Regions from separate parts of the Homo sapiens genome. Here region 2 is linked to region 1. Evidence: chromatin loops called from intact Hi-C (ENCODE). Cell type or tissue: A673. All regions are shown on one strand. Each heading gives the region's core, and the rest is flanking DNA. Links, peaks and the distances in the headings are about the cores only.

What was found. A loop is a pair of places that touch in the nucleus more often than their neighbours do. Peaks named below come from ENCODE experiments on the same cell type or tissue, not always from the same donor. Only the 100,000 strongest peaks of a DNase experiment are listed, where the experiment ranks them.
Region 2: a loop joins it to region 1, with 2.0 times the contacts of the local background. A loop is called at or near these places in 6 of 110 quality-filtered maps.

Annotation. Positions count from the first base shown.
Region 1 is chr11:22,187,571-22,199,431 of GRCh38, forward strand. ANO5 (anoctamin 5) reads left to right here and starts at 5,515. Exons shown (of 22, transcript NM_213599.3): 1 at 5,515-5,962. The coding sequence starts at 5,923. RefSeq lists enhancers at 4,673-4,762, 4,993-5,052, 5,083-5,152, 5,803-5,892, 6,143-6,332 and a silencer at 5,333-5,382. In A673, for the core only: no CTCF peak of the experiment used is centred there; DNase peaks (open chromatin) are centred at 5,451 and 6,321; H3K4me3 peaks cover 2,791 bases; H3K27ac peaks cover 1,441 bases.
Region 2 is chr11:22,237,384-22,249,244 of GRCh38, forward strand. ANO5 (anoctamin 5) reads left to right here. Exons shown (of 22, transcript NM_213599.3): 9 at 2,186-2,301. Among named protein-coding and RNA genes, the nearest start is that of ANO5, 50 kb to the left of the region's middle. In A673, for the core only: a CTCF peak has its summit at 7,783 (motif pointing right); a DNase peak (open chromatin) is centred at 7,828.

The DNA of each region.
Region 1 (11,861 bases), core at 1,823-9,822:
TGTCCATTCAAACCCCAAAGTCCAGATTCTTACTGCAATATTTGATGTAGCCAATATACAGCAGTTGAATTCAATTTTGGCCCCTGTTTATGTGTATGCTAAAGAAAAATAACAATCCTAAGCATATGCCACTTAAACAAGAGGATGTGATTATACCATGAAACACTTGTGACCATAGGAATATAGCAGTGCTAAGTCAAAATAGGTCTTATCTCACCCCTTCCTGTCATTTGCTGCCATTGTTTGCCAAAGGTCTAGCACCTGTCTTCAGAGGAAAGTCAAAACGTTAGTGCTCAGATGGTGGGATGAATTCCTGAATTACTGTTGGCTCTGGTAGTTTCTTCCGATCAATTTTATAGTTTCTTTAGAACTAGAAAATTAGTTCTCAGAATGGCACTTGGCCACCCAATGTATATAATACAATTACTCAACCAGCTGCTTGAAAGCAAGGGACAACAGAGAAGTCAGCTACTGGCTGACCTCAGGCAATAGGAAATTTGATGATACTCCTTGGTCAAATCCTTCATTTAACATACATTTATATAGAACCTTTCTGTGTCAGGCACCATTCTAGGTACCACAGATACAACAATAAAGAGAACTGACAAAACCTCAGCCTTCATGGAGTTTATATGCTAACACATATGCATAAACAAACACATATAAAAATCCAGAAAGTCTTTACTGCTGTGAAGACAAACAACACAGAGTAAGCAGATACTGATGTTGGGTTGTTGCCTTAGGGTGGTCAGCAAAGTTGTTTCCAGGGAAGTGACATTTGCATGAAAAACTGAATAATGTAAGACAGTTAACCATCAAACATCTGTATGAAGATCTTTAGGAGGAGTAGGGGAACAGCAAGTGCAAAAGCCCTGTGATGGGAAAGTGCTTGTTATGTCTGAAGAACAGCAGTATGACACCATGGCTGGAGGGTAGTTGGGGAGGGAGAGAGACGTGGGAAATAATAATGGAGACTTAGTTAGGGCCACATCATGTAAATAGAACTTTTGCAATTCTATAGACAAGAACTATGTTTTGATTTTTCCCTAAGTCCACAAAATAGTTTGTGATAGAAAGCCATCGATAGATTGAAAACGGGAGTATTATTTGTAACCTCAGTTGCTGTTCCATGCAGGCGTAGGAGAGAATAATGCTTCCTTGCTCCATATCTATTGCTGAACAGTTCTCCATGATCTCTGTAGTCTGAGGACAAATGACAGTTTTCTGGTTACAAGACAGAGGGGATATGCCACCCTAGGCATTGAGATTGGGAAATATCAAGCATGCATGTGACTGCCAAGTATTAAACCCCATTTTCTGATGACCAGTAGGGTTCCAGGTATCAGCACATAAAGTGAGCTTTTTCCGAGAAGAATGAAAGATGGCAGGCAGAAATGAACAAGCTAGTAAAGAGGACTGAGGCTTATTGTTAAGGTCTGGGGCCTAAAAATGTCAGGATTCAAAGTGATCAATTTGGAAAATAAAGAGATTTGGACCCTCCTCTGAAACCAGGGAGTAGTGAATATGTAGAGTCAGAAAGTAACTGCAAATTCCAGAGAAACTGTGGAAGCAGCATTTTGTAGGAGTGTGGGGGAAACAACACCCTCAACTACTATTCCTACCTTCTGGTAAATCTATTACTTTAAATTTACCTCTGCCAGCCAATAAAACTTTTTCATGTTTTGGTACATTTTAATTGTTTCCAAAGTCCTTTCATGCATAGGATTTATTTGACTTTTACAACAACCTGAGAAATGGCTGGAACAAGTTAAGAAACTTCACATCCAGAGAAGGGAGCTGGGGATCAAAGAAGCCAAGTCATCTGTCCATAATCACTGTGCTGCCCACCTTATTAAGGGGTAAGGATTTAATGTGTGTCTTTTCACTCCTGCACAATGCTCCATGTATTAGAGTATGGCATTTTATGTGAACTGCAGAGATATTCAAAATACATGGAATAAATGAAATTTTTAGGTGTTAAGAAAACCATTGCATGATAAGAAGTCCGAAAGGATGGAACTTCCAGGAGTCAAAGTTTTGATATGTGAAGAAATAAAAAAAAGCAAACTAATCTAGGCCACAGATGGGAGGTACCACATCCTTGCTTTAAATACTAGAAGGAAAATATATTCATTAGGTGGCTTCCTGAGGCCTTTACTAGTCTTCGGAGTCTAGCTTGTAAACTTATGCTCTTTAATCTGATTAAGTTCAGTGATTCAATCAGCCTGCTAGAATAATAAAAACTTCACATGCAGGGGTTGCTCAAGAGTGTACATTTAACTTTCATACAGCTTAGGCTCTTTTTTTCACATACTGTACACTTACATTCCTGAGATGCCTTTCCTACAGGGAATTCACACTTTTACTGATTAGCAGGCATACAAATACTGTCAGGTGCCAGTTGATAGTTTAGTTTCCAAAATATCACCATTTATATCTTTATAACTATGTTTACATGATCGTTTAAAAACTTTGGCATACTACTCAGGATAAGATATAAAAGGCAAATAAGAAAAAGTGTTACCAGATGCTTGTAATAATTTAAACAAAGGCTGAAATCATTTGGATGGTTAAAAAAAGACAACTTTTGGGCTATATTCAATACTTAACTGAATGTTCAATTACATTAAAGGAACACATATAAATTACTCAGAACGTAATTCTGGAAATGTATGGTTAAAGATTGTATCTAACGAGGCAGAGTATAGTGATGGAGGAGAAAATGGGCATATCCTAAAAGTATAAATGTATAAGCAATATAAAATATGTCAATGATATGAATATAGAGAATATTTCTCTCAAGATCTAAAGAGTTATGGTCACAACCCAGACCTTTATTAGAAGGACACAGCTGGTTTTCAACTCTTGCTAACAAAGTTTAAAGCATGTTGATAACAATCTAAGCAAATTCAGCCTGAAAATGTTTCATTTAGTATGGAGCAAAATCATCAACATATAATGTCTTCTCATACACATCATTTCAAATACAGAACAGAATAAAAAAACATGAAACAAGGAATTATATAAAATACTAGAAAAATAATTTTATTTTCTTTATTTTAACTTCATCTATATAAAGCAAAGATTCTCCCCAGCTCTTAACTCACAATGTCCACAGCATCTAGAAAAATACCTGATTTCAGGAAAAATATTAGAAAACATTCATATTGTAGAAATTTTCTTAGAAGCCCAAACAAGGATTAATAATCAAGAGATGATAACCAAACACTTCTATCACAATTAGTCATTATAATTTAATGTGTAAATCTATGCTTATGTATAGTCACCTTTCAAACACAATTCCAAATTACATCAAGTAGGGAATTGCCTACCTATAGTCTTAAATCACTTGACTAGAGCTCATGTATTCGTAGACATATAGGCAGGAAAGTAAGGTATAGGGGCAAAACTGATTTCCAGTTCCGTGGTTAATCATAACCTTTACCAAACCACTTCTCTCTAGGCCTGTTTCCTTATCTGCAAAAGGTGATTCTCAGTTCTGAAATATCAATAGAATGGTGGGTGGGGAGGGGAATGCAGTAGCAGAAAAATGAAGAAAGGTCAAGACTTCTTTGGTCACCTCATCCTAACTTTCAAATCACCCCATCCTTATCCTAAACTCAGAGTCACTGATATGGTTCGCTGCGTGGCATGCCCAGGGAATTGTAATAATTCTCACCCTGAATTGTAATAATCCCCACGTGTCAAGAGCAGGGCCAGGTGGAGATAATAATGGGGGTGGTTTCCCCCATGCTATTCTAGTGATAGTGAATAAGTTTCAGGAGATCTGATGGTTTTATAAATCGGAGTTCCCCTGCACAAGCTCTTGCCCTCCCCCCATGTAAGACGCACCTTTGCTTTTCCTTTGCCTTCTGCCATGATTGTGAGGCCTCCCCAGCCATGTGGAACTGGGAGTCCATTAAACCTCTTTCATTTATAAATTACCCAGTCTCAAGTATGTCTTTATTAGCAGCATAAGAACAGACTAATACAGTCACTCCCTCCTCATCACTCAAGGCTCTCAGCTGAGACCTCTACCTCACTGTTAGTTCATCATCAGTCTTATTTCCCCGCCATTAGACAGTGAATCTAGTCTCTCAATTATTGTGTAGTTGGCAGTTGATCGGGTCTCAAAAACACAGAACCAATGCAGAGGGGCCTGTGAGGAGTAGAACGACCCATTCTGCTTGAGGTTAAAGTTCTGGTTGGGGTGGGCAGGAAGTGGAGGGGGGAAACAAAGTAACCCTTTGAAATGGAGTAGGGATCAATGTAATATGAGTTAATTTTCTTTTCTTTTTTTTTTCTCTTCTTCCTTCCTCCCTCTTCTTTTTTTCTTTTCTTTACTTTCTTTTGAGACAGGGTCTTGCTCTCCATCACTTAGGCTGGAGTGCAGCGGGATGATTGTGGCTCTATGTAGTCTCAATCTTCTGGGCTCAAGCGATCTTCCCACCTCAGCCTCCCGAGTAGCTGGGACCACAGGTGCCTGCCACCATGACTGGCTATTTTCCAATTTTTTGTAGAGACAGGGGTATCCCTATGTTGCCCAGGCTAGTCTTGAACTCCTGAGCTTTCAAGCGATATCGTCCAGCTGAGATGATGACAGGCGTCATCCCAGCTGGACTATAATATGGGTTAATCTTAATAGCAGCTAAATGTTTAACACATTCTGTGGCAAGGACTGTGCACCGTGCTTCTCTCAACAGCCTAGGAGGTGGGTACTATTATCATTCTCCTTTAAATATGTGGAAACTGAAACTTAGAGAAACTTGCCCCACACTATCCAACTCTTAAGGGGCAGAGGCTGACTTGGAACTCAGGCCACAAGGGATGACCTTCCCCCACCTGTAGAGGGCAGAGATCCTGCTGGGAACCCAGGAAGCAGGCAGGGCCAGGAGAAAAGTCAATACTCCCGCTCCAGACGCTATGGGGAAGGGGCTGCTGGCACCTTGGAGTCTCGGGCCATGAGCCGGCCTTAAAAGGGAGGGGTTCCTTTAAGGGAGAGGGACTTTTCCCCACGAGACCAAAAGTAACTCCCAACTGGGAGAGGGGTTCTCTCCGAGTGGCACGCATGAGCGGATCGATGAAGACCCGGCCAACCGGCTGAGGGAGCATCGGGACCCCCTTTGGGGATCGGAGGAGGAGGATTCCGACAGGAGGGAAGCGGCAGCCCTGGGGAACCAGGATTCCTGGTCGTGGGTGGACCCAGTGGAAAAGGACGTGCGAAGCCTGTACAGAATGGAGCAGGCCGGCCAACAGGGCCGGGGGGCGGCGGGTCCCGAGGAGGGACGGGAGGCTGCATGTCCGGAGGAGGTGCGGGAGGCGGCAGAGCAGGGACCTGGGGACGGCTTGAGCGGAGAGGAGGGGGCCAGCGTGGAGCCAGCCGGGCCGGGGGGCGGGGAGATGGCGGTCTCCGAGGGTGGGGCGCCGGCCGGTCTTGCGGTCTGGAGGCGGGGAAAGAGGCGTGGAAACAGGGACGCAGCGAAGGGGAAAGGAAAGCTGCCAGAGGGCAGGAGTGGAAAGGATCCTGGCGAGCACCGGGAGGAGTGGCGGCTGCGGGATCAGCTGCCGAGCAGGCACAGGGACAGGTGCCTGGAGAAGTACTGGGAGAGCGCCCAGGAGCGCTACCGGCTGAGGGTGGGGAAGCGCAGGGCCAAGCGCGCGAAGCAGGTTGTGGGGGACCGGGTCGAGTGGAAGTACCCGCCGGAGAGGAAGGCCGGCTGGCTGTGGCGCCCAGAGACGGTGGAGTCCGAGGAGGAGGAGAAGGAGGCCTGCAGAAGGAAGAGCAGGCCCTTAGAAGTCCAGCAGCAGCAACTCCGGCGGCCCACAGTCAGATTCAGCACCTGCCTCAGATCTCCACGTCTGTCTCAGCTGCCCCTCTCCTGCTGCCTCTCAGGCACCAGTGCCATTAACGAGCTGGCGAAGATGGGCGACCCGGATCTCCTGGAAGTGTTGGCGGAGGAAGGTAGGACCGCGCCAAGAGGCGTCAAGGGAGAGCCAGGCTGGCTGCCTGCACCCCTCCACCCGCGGCGCAGAGGCCCCGGGGGACGTTGGCGGCCCTGCGGCCTGAGTCCTAGGGAGGTTCGCTGCGTGGCGTGCTCAGCGCGAAACCGGGACTGCGGGGCAGAGTCCCCCGCCTGGGGTGAGTGGGGTTGGTTTCGGCGCCCCACAGATTTCTCTGCTGCTCCTGCGCGCCAGGGACCTGCGACCTGTGACCCCTATGGTTCCGGAACACCCTCCTTGCTCCCCTGCAGGCCTGGGAACCGCCGAGTAATTCAGGGCTGCTAGGCTAGCGCTGCAGTGCTTGGGTCTCCGAACCCAGCCAATGGAAACGAAGGCTTTCCCAAAAAAAGCAGCAGTATAGAGTGCAAGACAGCTATCCCACGTGTAAGGAGCTGGTCCTTGAGTCTTATTACCTCACTCTCTCTGCCCGTTACTTATCATGCTTTGAGATGCTTGTTAATTGTAGGAGTAGCAGATCCTAAAATCTATCAGTTTGAGATACTGAGAGCCATAGGCACTTGGAAAAGCTGCTGCTGCTGCTGCTGCTGTTGCTTTTCAACAGCTTTCATTAAGCCCTTTAGTTCCGTTGAGAAATATTTATCCATTGTTTGCCAAAGCCTTTACACCACCTGTATTCCGTGGACCTATTTTAATACATGTATTTTCCTTAAAATGCACATACTATTTTGCTGCTATCTCCAGGACCCCAGTTCCTTCAATGATATTTTATTTTCATGTCTTGTTTAGTGTTGGATTTAAACACAGAAACAGTTTTCCAAAGTGACAAAAGATCTGATCATTACTATTCAGTCTTCAAAGGCACCGGGAAATACCGTGTGTTACTGCATCCTCCTCGTTCCCTTTTTTAAGCAGCTTTATTGAGATATAATCTATATACTGTAAAATTCACCTATTTGACGTGTAAAGTTGGATTTTTTTTAGTGTATTTACAGAGTTTTGTAACTATCATCATAATCTAATTTTAGAACACTTTCATCACCCCAAATAGAAACCTCTTAGGCAGTCACTTCCCATCCTCCCCACTTCCTACCAGTAATCTCTTTATTGTCTCTATAGATTTGCCTATTCAAGACCATTCGAATAAATAGAATCATACAACATGTGGTCTGTTGTAACTGGCTTCTTTCTCGTAGATTAACGTTTTTGAAGTTAATCCATACTGCAGCTTTTATCAGTGCATCATTCTTATTAATTGCCAAATACTATTCCGTTGTAGAGATATAGCATACCTATCCATTCATCGATGGTAGGATTTGTGTTATTTCCACTTTCTTTTGCTTCTATGAATAATGCTGCTATGAACATTGATGTATCAGTTTTCATATGAACATATGCTTTTATTTTCCTCGGGTATATATCTAGGAGTGGAATTGCTGGATTATGTGGTAGCTTTATATTGAACATTTTAAGAAACTGCCAAACTGTTTTCCAGGCATCTGCATGTTACCTTCCCATCAATAATGTATGAGGGTTCCAATTTCTGTACATACTCACTAACACTTGTTATTGTCTTTTTTATTATAGCCATCCTAGTGGTTGTAAAGTGGTATCTCAGTGTGATTTTGATTCTATTGTGATTTGATTCTACTGACTAATGTAGCAAGTATTTTCATATACTTATTAGTTATTCACGTTTTTGGAGAAGTGTCTATTCAGATCATTTGCCTGTTTACAAAAATTTAGTTGTATTTTTCATTATTGAGTTGCAAGAATTCTTTATATATTCTGAATACAAGTCCCTTATTAGATATATGATTTACAAATATTTCCTCCCATTCTGAGTGTTATCATTCTATGTTCTTAATGGTGTCAGTTGAAGCATACCCCCCTTATTTTTTTTTTTTTTTTATTTTTTGAGACAGGGTCTGGCTCTATTGCCCAGGCTGTAATGCAGGGGCATCATCTCTGCTTACTGAAACCTCTGACTCCCAGGCTCAAGCGATCCTGCCACCTCAGCCTCTGGAGTGTCTTGGACTATGGGTGCTGCACCACGACCTCCCCAGCTAATTATTATTTTTTTTATGAAGATGGGGTTTCACCCTGTTGCCCAAGTTGGTCTTGAACTCCACAGCTCAGCTGATCCACCTGACTTGGCCCCTCAAATTGCTGGGATTACAGATGTGAGCCACAATGCCCAGTCACACTCCCCCATTTTAAAAAAGGGCCTTTGTAATCTATTTATGCTTACATGTGATCCAAATTGTGCCTCTGATTAGGGTGGAGGTGAGAGAAATAGATATTGATGAGGAATACCGTATATTTGATGGCTGGGACTAATTACTGCATTCTGCCCAAATTCCTGTATCTAGATATATTCAAAGAACCAGAACCCAAGCATCAGGGAAGTGTGGCATTGATGAGATCAGGGCCTAAAGAGCAGCATAGTTCAGGCCACTCATATGACTCGTATATTTTTAGATGTTTCTTAGCATGTCAGTTCTTTTGCTGGTTTAGTTTTACTGCCCATTATTGAGACCTGTGTTCTTATTAGGTATCTTAGCCTACTTTTTTTTATTGCTATAACAGAATACCACAGCCTGGGTAATTTATAAAGAAAATATTTCGCTTTTGGTTCTGGAGTCTGGAAAGTCCAAGAGCATGGTATTGGCATCTGACAAGGACCTTTGTGCTGCCTCTTAACATGTTGGAAGGTCAAGGGAGCACATTAGACCAAGAGATAAATGTGTCCAAACTTATCCTTTCATTAGGAACCCAATTCTAATGTAACTGTTGCACTCCCATGAGAATGGCATGAATTCATTCATGAGGATGGAGCCCTCATGACGTAATCACCTCTTCAAGGCTCTACCTCCTAATACCATTACAATGACAGTTAAATTTCACCATGAGTTTTGGAGGGATATTTAAACCATAGCACTAAGATGTATGAAAAGTTCATTGTTATGAGAGTTTTTTTTTTTTTTTAATGAACATTCCAGTGGATTTTTAGAACTCTGCTTCCAGATATATTTTCTCTTGGATTTAAATGACACTGTTGGCTGGGTGTGTTGGCTCACGCCTGTAATCCCAGCACTCTGGGAGGCCGAGGCAGGTGGATCATTAGGTCAAGAGATCGAAACCATCCTGGCCAACATGGTGAAACCCCATCTCTACTAAAAATACAAAAATTAGCTGGGTGTGGTGACATGCACCTGTAGTCCCAGCTACTCGGGAGACTGAAGTGGGAGAATCCCTTGAACCTGGGAGGCGTACGTTGCAGTAAGCCAAGATTGCGCCACTACACTCTAGCCTGGTGACAGAGTGAGACTCCGTCTCAAATAAATAAATAAATAAAATAAAAATAAAATAAACGACACTGTTATGAAAACAAAAGTGTTGGCTGAAGAAGGCTGAAAAATTCAAGTTCCAGAGCATCAATTTTTAATAGCTACTTTCATTTCTATGTTTTAAAATATAAGAAGACTTTTTAGACTAAATTTACCCATATAGGTAAGCCTTGATTTTGTATGTGCTTTCTAAATCACCTTTAAATACTGAATATGAGAGTTAATTTATAAAATTGATTGTAAGAGAGACAACATAACATTTTGCCTTTTAGACTTAATAGATCTAAGATTTATTACATCTTCTCTACTTTTTTCACAATTAAACACATGAGGAATCAGTGATCTCCAATTGGCTAATTTCCTACTATCTTCTAATTTTAAAAATGAAATTCTAATGGCAGAAGTTAATAGAGCACTTAATTAGTTACATAAACAAACATTGCCAGTAAAATGTCATTGCTGGAATTTAACTTTTTTTTTTTTTTTTGAGGTCTTACTCTGTTGCCCAGGCTGGAGTGCAGTGGTGTGATCATAGCTCACCATAGCCTCAAGAAATGTTTATGCTTTAGCTGATTTATGATACAGTTGGTATTGGAAAAGACAGTTTGAGACTTTAGCATTGGAAAAGGCAGATTAAAACTTGAACGTTAGGTTGTTTGCATCTTTACGGCTATGTTAAGCATTGTGTCCAACTAAGCCATCCGTCTTTAGTAATGTTAATATTTGATTAGAAATATTTTATTTTATACTGCTAGTAAGAGTGTAAACTGAGAAGACCAGTTGGTAAGTACAAGTGCTATTTTTGGGCTGTGGATTTGCTGGAGTGTGTATTCTTAGTCATGTGCTTTCAGTGAAAACTCAAGACTCAGTCTTTAGGCTGGCTTTACTTTTGGCAAGTATTTGATGATTCTCCACAGTGATTGGTACCAAATCTTTCATATCCCTGGAATCTAGCCCGCAGGGAGAGTATAGTGCTATCCATTCATTTTAGAGGAAGTTGGAGGAATAGAAAGAAGCTGACAGAGTTGTTGGCTTCAAATCCTGCCTCTTCAGTCAGGCCTCAGTTTTGACAGAGGTTTTGGTGATTATGCATAGTCACAGCATCTTTATACTCCATGAGGGAGTATGAAAGTGTCTGAGTCTATGGTCTGTGTGAACATCTAATTGCAAGGGTGCATACATGTGAGAGAGCTAGCGAGCAGTAAGTGTGCAGGGGTGAGAGGGAGCATGGTGTGTGTGGAAGTAAATCTATCCTCTTGAATGTCCCGATGTTTCACAAAAGGATGCAGTTGACAAAATGTGTCTCTGTTGGTTCTCTGGAGCTGACAGTCTTGTGGAGGGATGTGTATTTGAGCTAGGTGTCCAGAGAGGGCTGCATTCAAGGTGGTATGGGAGCAGGTGGGAGGCCAATCCAGGGGACAGTTGAGGTTTCAGGCAAGGCCTGAAAGGAGGAGGTCTAGGCTGATATAATGTGAAAAATAAGCAAGAGTTAGAAAGGGAAGAAACAGTGTTAGTTCTAGAGAAAGAAAGCTGTAATTTTAAAGGTTAAAGTGTGAAAGGAGAGCTAGTAATAATAGGAGGTAATCTGGGGGATTCATATTGTCCCTTTTCCACATTCTCAAATAAATGCATCGCATCAAATTTTAATAGCAGCTTGAAAATATTTTTTCACCTACTTGTTTTATGTTAAATGGAACAAAAATAATTAGGAAAAAGAGGGGCTAGTGTTTGCAGTTTTTCAACTTTCTTTTTGTAAAAATAGAATTGTAAAACTCTTTAAACCTAGCTTAAGGTTTGCAGTTGCTTGATTGTTCTGTGATTGGAACTATATTTTGTTTGATGCATTGTTCTTTGGCATAATAGTGACTGTTTTTGTCCTTAAAAAAAAGCCTCTCTAAGTCAATGTTAACTATCATATCTTGAGACACAAGGCTTGTATTTCTTAGAATCCTATTCTTTATCTATTCACTGTAAAGCCATTCTAAATTGGTCTCCTTTTCATTCACAGATCTAACGAGAGATGATCAGGATCAGGATCAACTGAGTTTTGAGCTATGTGTTTAGGCAGTAATCATGGGTAAAACCCATTGATGATAATACTGCATGATGTTTAATATTTTTCAAGCATTTCCCTTTAGATTTGTATCTTTTACATGAGAAAGCCTGCACTCAGAAAGTTAAGTGGTATAGCTATAGTTGGTTAGTTTTCATGTTTTGCTTAGAGTAAAACATTTTAAGAGCAGATCCTGCAACACAAAGATCTGAATACAGAAGGAGTTATTTCGATTTTATTCTGACATTCTGAAACTTAGCCCAAGGAATTTACAGCAGTTTTGAAGCTTAACAGTAGAATAGAATAATAACAACAATATCAACAAGAATAACACCTGCTTACCTCCTATATGCCAAGTACATGCATTATCTATTTAGTGCTTACACAAACATTATGAGATAGACATACCACTTATGACAGCTGAGAGCTTTGAATTTATGTCATACTCTTGCAATGGATGCTAGGAAATGTTTTGTTTGCTTGAGTACATTACTACACCA
Region 2 (11,861 bases), core at 3,478-11,477, 51 kb after region 1:
TTTGTTTTGTTTACTTTTGTTTTTTGAGACGGCGTCTTGCTGTGTCCCCCAGGCTGGAGTGCAGTGGTGCAATCTTGGCTCACTGCAGCCTCCGTCTCCCGGGTTCAAGCAATTCTCCTGCCTCAGCCTCCTGAGTAGCTGGGATTACAGGCACACACCATCATGCCTGGCTAATTTTTGTATTTTTAGTAGAGACGGGGTTTTGCTATGTTGGCCAGGCTGTAATTGAACTCCTGGCCAATGTTCAATATTTATTCAGTAGTATGAGAATTTACTCCAGGTCAGTTCAACACTGATTAGTTTTTCTGTAAGAGTAGAGGAAATTTTCCAAAATGAGTCGCCATTTTCAACAGGAGTGTCAATTTAGTAACTTAAGTATTAGAAAAACCAAACAGCCTCTTCTTTTTTTCAACAGCCCTTGAACACATATATAGTAAACATCCACTGAGGGTTGGTTCCAGAACCAATCCCCGGACCCTTGGATACCAAAATCCCAGCATGATCAAGTTCATTATATAAAATGTAGTAGTATTTGCATATAGCCTACACACATTCTTCAGCATACTTTAATTCATCTCTAGATTATTTATAATACCCAATACAATATAAATGTAAATCGTTGTTACACTGTATTGTTTTTAAATTTGTGTGTGTATGTGTTTACTGCTGTTTAAAAATATTTACAATCTGCTGTTGGTTAGATTTGTGGGTGCAGAACCTGCAGATACAGAGGGCCCACTGTCACAATTTTTTTTTCCTGGGGCAAAGAAACTCTTAGGAGATTATAGATTCTAAATACTAACATGGACGTTTGGTAAAGCAGAAAGATCTAAAGTAGGTTAATAAACACTTTGCATTGCATTCTGTCCATCTTTCTTCACAAAAGACCTCATAGTTTTTTTTTTTTTTTTGAAGATTTTGAGTTTTTTAAAATTAATTTTTAGGGCATTAGTTCTATTCTTACAATGCCATATCATAAAGCCAAACTAATGTCTTCAGTCATCAGCAATTTTAAACTATGCATGTAGCCTTTCAGTAGAGTCATATAGGCTCATTGGAAATTCGATGTCACTGAGCTATCACTGGAGATAGCTATAACTTACTGGTGATTTTACTTTTTAATCTTTCTTTACTTCTGAATGCAGTGTTAGGCACTGGATTTTCCCTTATGTGCTTTACAGAATCATTTTTCAAAATACCCACATAGGCTGCTTTTTTGGTTGTTTAATTTCTTAAGATTCAGTTGGATTACCTACAGAAGAAGAAAAAAGTTGGAATCTGGGTGATATAAAATTTAACACCTTATCATATAAAGATTTTCACACGTGCTAAATTTTATTTTATTTATTTTTTTAACTTTCTTTTTCTTTTATTATACTTTAAGTTTTAGGGTACATGTGCACAATGTGCAGGTTAGTTACATATGTATACATGTGCCATGTTGGTGTGCTGCACCTAGTAACTCATCATTTAACGTTAGGTATATCTCCAACGTGCTAAATTTTAAACTGGATATTTATTCAGTGCTGCCTTCAGCAGTTCATTTGTCTGCAGTAAAAACAGAATGTCTTAAACAGCCACAGTGTACACAATACTTTGCTAGGCCATGAAAAGATATTAATAATATTAGTCAGTATCTAACAATGGGAAAAGAACTTATGCATCAAGCAATACCAAGCCCCTTAAATGCTAAAGTTTGTTGTAATATTTTAAGTTCTTTGGGAAATGGCTATCAGTGAGGACAGAACAGGAGTCTCTTCCAGTAATAGCAGTATGACTTTGGATTAGTTGCTTAATGTTCCTTGAAGTTTAATTTTTTCATCTATAAAAAAAAGTGTTAGCCCATTTCTAAAGTCCTATCCAGCTGTATAGTGATATGGCTCTCTGGGCCGTGAATATTATATTAGGATTTGAGTAGAGAAGAAAGGGCATTCCAGGTGAAAGAATAGCTTGAGTAAAGCCAAAGTCTTATACTTTTACTTGCATTTTGAGATAGCTTTGTGTGATAATTTAATAAATAAATATTATTAGTTTATGAAATAATTTCACATCAATTGAATATGAAATCTAAAAGTAAAAGAAAACATACCCTTGTTTACTAACATTCTTAGAACAGCAGTGTTTATTTACTTCGTCTTTGTCTTTTGCTTCGTCTTTTATGTACCCTCCTCTTGAATATCTGCAGGGCCAATATTGGAAGCCATCAGAACCTCCCAATCCTACCAATGAAAGATACACACTTCACCAGAATTGGGCTCGATTTTCCTATTTCTACAAGGAGCAGCCTTTAGACTTGATTAAGTAAGTTTCATACACAGGATCAGACCAATTAAAACTTGATAATGTGATTTTTATTCACAATGGCATAATATTTTTTTTACTACTATTTTCTCCCACTACATTTCACAACTTCTTGATTTCATATCTACACTATAAATTAGCAATTCATTTAGGAGAATGTTGTTGCTAAACTGATGAAAGACAACAGCGATAGTATGGTGGTTAGGAGGTTAGACCTTAGCATTTAGCTAGGCTGAATTCCAATCCAAGTTCTGTCTCTTGAAAGCTATATAAATTTGGTCAAGTTACTTAACCATTATGAAAATAGATATAACAATATTACTACTTTTTAGCACATTAGTTATAATATCTATACTATCTGTAAAACGGGAATAGCAATATTACTACTTTTTAGCATAGGGGCTAACACTTAGTGTTTAATACATATTAGTTTTTGTTTCTCTTGGAGTCCAGAAATTTGGAACATAAGACAAAGGTTGTGTATGGATGTTTGTGTGTGTGTGCTCTCAGTGAGCTGTGAAGACATTTGTTCTATGACCTCAATCCTTTAGATAGTTTCATTAGCTAAGCAAGAAGACTATGGTTGCAGGTTATCACTTTAAAGCATAGCAATACTACAAGCATACAAGATATTAGGAGACATATGATTTTATTCAATGAACTATTAGATTAGAGATCTCTTGCTACTATAGGCAGTGTTTTTTCCTTGATGATTTATACTTGCATTGCTATGCTTACACAGCATCACAGTATCTGTTTCATGAGACTGATTTGAATGGATCCATCCAAATCAACTGAAATGTTATCTCAACAGTATGTTTAAGTCAAACTAGAGGACACATTTTGGAAAATTAATGTCACTTAGTCAGTTTATAAACTGGGGCTTTTGATAAATCATGCAAACTCTTTCTTGAATGGCTATTTTAACTGTTTTGAATAATAATCATTTAATACTTTAAGTTATAAAACCAGAATATTTATCAAAAACATTTCAAATAATTAAGAGATGAACAAAGTTTTAAGTGAAATTCTACCTTCATCAAACTCCACAAAAATAACTAGGCTTGATTTGGATAATATTGATTTAGTCCTATTTTTGTGTTCCTGCATAAAAAAGCAGAAACATTTTTTTTTCTGAGAGCAATGGCATCTTTCTCTTCTCTTTCATGCTAATATTTTTCTTTATTCACTAAATAGTATATTACTGATGTCCTTCTATGAATACACAAAGATCTATCTGATACTATTTAGTGGAACACAGAATGCCTTATTATAAATTTTTCATAATTCATTTATTTGTTTTTCTATTGAAAAACATTAGGCTGTCCCAATTTTTTTATATAATTTCAACTTTTTAATTTTAGATTCAGTGGTATACATGCATGTTTTTTGTGTGGGTATATTGCACGATGCTGAGGTTTGGGGTGCAGATCCTGCCACCCAAGTAGTGAGCATAGTAACAAATAGGGAGTTTTTTAACCCACACCCCTCTCCCACACTACCTCCTCTAGTGTATATCGTAGTCATCCTTATGTCTATGTGTATTCAATATTTAGTTCCCACTTACAAGTGGTTTATATATACCACGTTTTATTTATCTGCTCCACCATTAATGGTCACCCAGGTTGATACCATGTCTTTGCTATTGTGAATAGTGCTGCAATGGACATATAGGTGCGTGCATCTTTTTGGTAGAACAATTTATATTGCTTTGAGCATATGCCCAGTAATGAGATTGTTGGGTCAAATGGCAGCTCTGTTTTAAGTTCTTTGCAGAAGCTCCAAACTGTTTTCCACAGCAGCTGAATTAATTTTCATTCCCATCAACGGTGTATAAATGTTCTCTTTTCTCCCAAATCTCACCACCATCTGATATTTCTTGACTTTTTAATCATAGCCATTCTGACTGGTATGAGATGTTATCTGATTGCGGTTTTGATTTGCATTTCTCTGGATTAGTGATGATGAGCATTTTTTCATATGTTTGTTGGCTGCTTGTATGTATTTTGAGAAGTGTCTCTTCATGTCCTTTGCCAATTATTTATTGGGGTTATTTGGATACTGCTTGTTGACTTGTTTGAGTTCCTCATAGATTCTGGATATTAGACCTTTGTTGGATGTGTAGTTTGTGAATGTTTTCCCCTATACTGTAGATTGTCTACTCTATTGATACTTTCTTTTGCTGTGCAGAAGCTCTTTAGTTTAATTAGGTCCCACTTGTCAATTATTTTTTGATGTTGCAATTGCTTTTGGTGACTTAGCCAAAAATTATTTACCCAGGCCGATGTAGAGAAAGATACTTCTTAGGTTTTCTTCTAGGATTTTTATAGTTTGAGGTCTTACATTTAAAACTTTATTCCATCTTTAGTTATTTTTCTATATGGTGAAAGATAAGGGTCCAAGTTTTATTCTTCTGTATATTGCTAGTCAGTTATCCCAGCACCATTTATTGAATACGGAATCCGTTCCCCATTGCTTGTTTTCATCAGCTTTGTTGAAGACCAGATGGTGGGAGGTGTGCAGCTTCATTTCTGCTTTCTCTGTTTAGTTCCATTGGTCTATGTGTCTTACCAGTACCATGCTGTTTTGCTTACCATAGCCTTATAGCATAGTTTGAAGCCAGGTAGTGTGATGCTTCCAGTTGTGTTCTTTGTTGTGTTCTTTTTGGTTAGGATTGCTTTGGCTATTTGGCCATTTTTATGGTTCTATGTTAATGTTAGAATAGCTTTTTCTAATTCTGTGAAAAATGTCATTGGTAGTGTGATAGGAATAACATTGAATTTGTAAATTGCTTTGGGCAGTATGGCCATTTTAATGATACTGATTCTTCCAATCCATGAACAAGGAATGTTGTTCCATTTATTTGTGTCATCTCTGATTTCTTTCATCAGTGTTTTGTAGTTTTCCTTGTAGAGATCTTTCACCTCCTGGATTAGCTGTATTCCTAGATATTTCATTTTTTGTGGCTATTGAAAATGGGATTGTGTTCTTGATTTGACTCTCAGCTTGAACATTATTGCCATATAGAAAGCTACTCACTTTTGTCCATTGCTTTTGGGTCCTGAAACTTTACTGAACTCTCTCATCTGTCATTTATGAAATCTAGGAGACTTTTGGTGGAGTCTTTAGGGTTTTCTAGGTGTAGAATCATTTGGCAACAAAGAGAGATAGCTTTACTTCTTCTTGTCCTATTTGGATGCCTTTTATTTTTTTTCTCTTGCCTGATTCCTCTGGCTAGGACTTAAGCACTATGTTGAATAGGAGTGGTAAGAGTGGGCATCTTTGTTTTATTTCATTTCTCAAGGGGAATGATTCCAGCTTTTGCCCATTCAGTATGATGTTGGTTGTGGGTTTATCATAGATGGCTCTTATTATTTTGAGGTATGTTCATTCAATACCAAGACTATTGAGGGTTTTTTAATCATGAATGGAAAGGGATGCTGAATTTTATCAAAAGCTTTTTCTGCATTTATTGAGATGATCATATGTTAATAGTTTTTCCTCTTAATCCTATTTATGTGGTGAATCACATTTACTTATTTGCACTTGTTGAATCAGCCTTGCATCTCAGGAATAATGCCAGTTTGATCGGATGTATTAACTTTTTGATGTGCTCCTGGATTTGGTTTTCTAGTATTTTGTTGACAACTTTTGTGTCTGTATTCATCAGGGATATTGGCCTGACATTGTCTTTTTGTTGTTGTGTCTCTATCAGATTTTGGTATCAGCCTGGTGCTGGTTTCATAGAACGAGTTATGGAGAAGCCTTTCCTTTTTGAGTTTTTGGAATAGTTTCAGCAGGGTTGTTACAAGTTCTTCTTTGTATTTCTATCTGCTAGTATTTGGGTGTGAATTCATCTGGTCTAGGGCATTTTTTGATTGGTAGATTTTTAAATTAATGATTAAATTTCAAAACTTATAATGGTCTGTTTGGGTTTTTACTTTCTTCCTGGTTTAATCTTGGGAGCTTTTGTGTTTCCAGGAATTTATTCATTTCCTAGATTTTCTAATTTATGTGCATAGAACTTTTCATAATAGTATTGGAGGATTTTTGATTTCTGTAGGATTAGTTATAATATCATCATTGTCATTTCTCATTGGACTTATTTGGATCTCCTTTTTTTCTTTGTTAATATAGCTAGGGTGGTCTGTCTTATTTATTCTTTTGAAGAACCAATACTTGGTTTCATTGATCTTGTGTATAGATTTTTGCATCTCAGCATCCAGTGTTAGTATTGATATGTGAGATTTTGATCTTGTCATCATGTCGTTAGCTTGTTGTTTTGTAGACTTGATTGTATAGTCTCTTTATAGTGTCTTTGGGCTATGTGTTTAAGTGTGTTTTGTGATAGCAGGTGTTGTTCTTTCATTCCATGTTTAGTACTCTCTTAAGGACCTCTTGTAAGCCGTGTCTAGTGGTAAAAAATTATCTCAGAATTTGCTTGTCTGAGAAGAATTGTATTTCTCCTTCACTTATGAAGCTTAGTTTGATGAGATATGAAATTCTTGGTTAGAATTTCTTTTCTTTAAGGATGCTACAAATAGGCTTCCAATCTCTTCTGGCTTGTAAGATTTCTGCTGACAGGTCTGCTGCTAGCCTGATGAGCTTCCATTTGGATGTAATCTGACTCTTCTTTCTAGCTGCCTTTAAATTTTTTTGTTCGTGTTGAACTTGGTGAATCTGATGACTATGTGCCTTGGGGATATAGTGTCTCATCAGGGTTCTCCATCTTTCTTAAATTTGTATATCAATTTCTGGTGAGATTGGGGACATTTTTATAGACTATATCCTCAAGCACTTTTTCCAGGTTGTTTACTTTCCTGTCTCAGGAATGCCAATAAGTCATAAGTTTGGTCTCTTTATGTAATCCTAAATTTCTTGGAGGTTTTGTTCTTTTTTTTTTTTTTTTAACTTTTGTCTGGCTCAGTTGATTTGAAGAACTGGTTTTTGAGCTCTGAGATGCTTTCCTCAGCTCGGTCTATTCTGCTGTTAATGCTTCCTGTTGTATTATAAAATCCTTGTAGTGATTGCTTCCATTCCAGAAGTTCAGTTTTGTTTTTTCCTAAAATGGCTATTTCATCTTTCAGCTCTTAGATTGTTTTACTGGATTCCTGGATTACTGGATTGGGTTTTAACTTTCTCTTGAATCTCGATGAGTGTCCTTTCCATTCTGAATTGTATGTCTGTCATTTCTGTTGTTACCATCTAGTTAAGAAGCATTGCTGAGGAGCTCATTTGAAGGTAAGGGGACACTGACTTTTTGAATTTCCAGAGTTCTTGCACTGAATCTTTCTTGCCTGAGAGGGCTGGTGTTCCATTAATTGTAGTATAAGTTGAGTATAGTCAATTGGCTTCATTACTGGGTGCTTTCAGAGAGCCAAGGCTCTGTACAGGGTCTTTATTTGTAGCTGGATTCTTGCCTTGGGTTTCACAGTTTTGTATATTGGCAGAATGTTTTTGGTGTTGTAATTTGGTTTACTATCCAGTAGATGGCACTTAGGAGTAAGAGCCAGCAGATAGGCTCAGCCTCGCAGCGCTTCAGTATTTCTGCCTATTCACAGCAGTGCTCTGTGGTGGGGTGAAAAGAGAGATGACCCTCTCTCCTTGCTGGTATGCTTCGGGATCCTGGGGGAGACCCCTCTGATCGCTGGCACTGTGTCTGTGTTTCCTTTGTTACTTGCTAATTTCAGTATTACTTCTGATGTGATCTGATATGATTTATAATTTGCTCTACTTATCTCTGGAGTTCAATCAATTTTTGTTTTATATCTTTCCACTCTTCTCTATTCCTTTTTTTAGTTTTTATATTTCTGGGGTTTTCTTGTATCAGCAAATATTTATTTGAGAAGAGTTCACTCTGTTTTTAGGTTTTTATTACAGTATTATTCAATTTCATGTTATTTGGGGAGAATTATCAGACTAAATTATTTACTTCACATTTTCTGATTTTGCTTTTGTTTTGCATGTTTTTTTATGGACGTGGCCTACCTATTTCAATTTGTTTTTAATTTATAAACAGAGTTTCTAGCACTAGAGTGCCCCTCTCTGTTAGTCCATCACACATTCTCAATGTGTTGTCTGTAGACACCTTTCTGCAGTGTTAAAAATGTCATTTTCTCATTGTGTGCCTGTGTTTTGACTGTGGCTCATCACATGAGGTCAGGGGTAGCATTTTCTACTTGTGGCATCATGTCGGCACTCAAAAAGTTTCAGATTTTGGAGAATTTTGTGTTTCGAATTTTCAGATGAGGGATGCTCAACCTGGTGAATGGGAGTGAGGGAGAATCTGTTTCTGTGTGTGCTGGACCTGAAGCTTCCTGTGAGTCTCACAGCTGTGGGCACCCATCTTCCCTTGCCCTGCGCAGCCTATTTCTTTCATTTCTACGAGATTCTAACTCTCCTATTTTCTTTTTTCTGTTTACTGACACTCCTCCAAAGAGTACCAGTCTTCTCTTTGTATCTGATTCTTCTCAAGAAATATTGCTTATCTCAGGCTGCCACTTCCAGTCTCACTCTTTTCAGATCCTTTCTTATAGATTATAAATGACCAAATCCAAACATATATTCTGCATTAGGGCATTTAGTTAAACTTTTCTCTAGGGTTATTTTAGCTGTGTTTCTTTATGTTTTCCACCCTACTTTACATTTTTCCCCTATAATTTCTTAAACATCTTCACCTCTCTCCTGTGTCTTAGGTTTGTAGCAGCAGGTGTTGTTTTTATTTCCTTAGTTGCAGGTAATTTGAGGATCATGACTTTCTCTGTCATGATACTGAAGGCCTGTATTGGGTTTGGGTGTTTTTCCTCTCCTTGTTGATTTCATGGGTTTTAGTAAAGGTTTTGTGGGTAGACTTGATAAAAGTTAAAATATTCTTAAAATAGAAAGAATTTGCCTGTAATCTCAGCACTTTGGAAGGCCAAGGCAGGCAGATCACTTTAGGTCAGGAGTTTGAGACGATTCTGGTCAACATGGTGAAACCCCGTTTCTACCTAAAAAATAATAATACTACTACTACAAAAATTACCCCAGCGTGGTGGCGCACACAACTGTAATCTCAGCTACTTTGGAGGCTGAGGCAGGAGAATTGCTTGAACCTGGGAAACAGAGGTTGCGATGAGCCGAGATCGCACCACTACCCTACAACCTAGCACAACAGAGTGAGACCCTGTTTCAAAAAAAAAAAAAAAAAAAAAAAGCAAAAAAGAAAAGAATTTATTCATATATGCATAATTACAATTGACACATTTCTTTTAATGAGACTTTATTAAGCATCACTACATATCAAGCAAGGTACTGTGCCTACAAAGATAATCAGATGGTGGTTTCCTAACATGAATTTGTTTGCAGGAACACACACAAATGCGTATTAGTTACAGCACAGTAATACTCCAAACAAAATACAGAGGGAAAAGCACCTATCTTCATGACAACCTCTAGGAAAGCTTCACAGTGCTTTTGAACTATGTCTTGAAAGATAAGTAGCAGTATAGTAGGGAAAGAAGTTAGGTAAGAATATCTCAGGCAAAGAGAACACACAAGAGCATTGTGTGTTTGTTTAGTTCTTCAAGTAGGAGTGTTGGCAAAGAAGATTTGAATGTTCACCAGGAACAAAATCCTGAAGAACAATGCTGAAGTAAAAAGATGAAGCTTTGAAGGAAGAAAAGGATATTGCTCAATTTTTCTTTAGAAACATCATTTTATTGGAAACAAAAGATAATTTAGATGGATATAAGATTGAACTCAGGGAAGTAAAGGCTGTTAAAATTGTCCAGCAATAAATTTTGGAGGTCTTTTCAAGGCATTGACAACAGGAAGGAGAGGAGACTATGAATTAGAAAAAATATTTTTATGACAGAATTCATTGGCCCTAATGGATTATTGGATATGGAGGACAAAAATAAGGAAGACAGAATGATAGGGTGTCTAGAAAGAGATACAGTTTATAGGAATCTGAGTTCCTAGATTTCACATATTTCATGTTACCTCTATACCAAACATCACTTTAATGTCCAGATATCTGGAAGTGGTTTTTCTGCCTTTTGAGCACAGATAGTTTTGTCACATTAGATAATATTTTTGGGGAAAATGGCAATGCTAAGATTGAGAAAAATGGGCTGATGGAGCATATAAAGTTGAAGACTGATCACTGGCACATCAGCTCTATCAGCTCATTTTTTTTTCCTTCCAGCTTACACTTCAGGTAATTTGTTTTTGATATCCATATGTTGTATGTTAATGCTTAGAAACAAAATTGAAATACTGCTACATACTAAATAGCATAGACTAAATATATGTGTGGTACAGATAATGTTATTACAATGTGAGGATAATACTGAAGCTAAGTTTCTCAGATGTTTATGGATTCATTGTAAAAATAAGTCATTTTAGAAAAAAATGTTTGCATTGATTGATTTATCAAGATTGTATTCAATTTAATTCTATCATCATTCTTTTGATTATTTACTATGTCTTCAACTAAATATTACATCTTGGAAATACAAAATGAGAGCAGTCCCCTCACACAGTATCTAACACACATCTACCTATCAGATGCTGTGTTAAATGGTGCAGTGCCACAGATCAGTTGAAAGTCTAATAATTAAAATGGACAGGTTAAAAAAGATCATAGATTTAAATATATGGCATATTTTTCTAAAAAATAATACTCAAAAGAAGGCTCTCCCTATATTTGAGCTTTTGTAGAGTGTCTCATGTTATTAGATTTCTCTTATTTTCTTAGTTATGACTAACAAGATAGTTTAAATTAAATATTAAATGTGATTTCAATAATGTATGCATTTTTACCATATTGCAAATCTAAGAAATATCTCCTGCTTTCTGAGATCCTGAAAGATTATTTCGTTGTTAATCTGTTACTGTTAGATACCCAAGTCCAAAGTTTAGTAAGATAATTTGTATATTTCCACATGTAATAAATACTTACCTGATTTCATTTAGTAAATTCTCAGCAATTTCTTTTTTTGACAGGTTTAGAGTTCTTGAGGGATTTTGTTTTTTATGCTCAAGGAATAAGACTTGTGACAATTGAAAAGGAGAAAAAAGTAGTACTTTAAAACTAAGATTGTTGAAATATCCAGTTTCCTTATGAATACTTAAAGAATTTTTAAGTTAAGTCTATAGCAATAATGTTGATATTATATTTCTAATAACATTGATTCTGCCATTTTTAAAACATTAAAAATAGACATGGTAAACAGTAAATTTCATAAAATATATTTTTGTACTTTTTCTGATTTTGATGTCATGTACTATTACAATAATTTCTACATTTTTCAGAAAAAAACTGGGAGAAAAAGTTCATTCACTCTGAGTAAGCTAAGGAAGTTGTGAATGGCAGATTAGCAAGGGAATATGATGGCATTATAATTTAATTTCAAGTTTATAGTGATCTGGAAAACCAAATTAGGGAAATTAACAATGCAACAATGTTCATCATCACTGAAAAGAATGAAAAAAGACAGGATAAACAGAAAGATGCCTATTAATATTAAGAGTGTTGAAATATGAAGAATGGGATGTTCAATAAAGTTAATATTGAA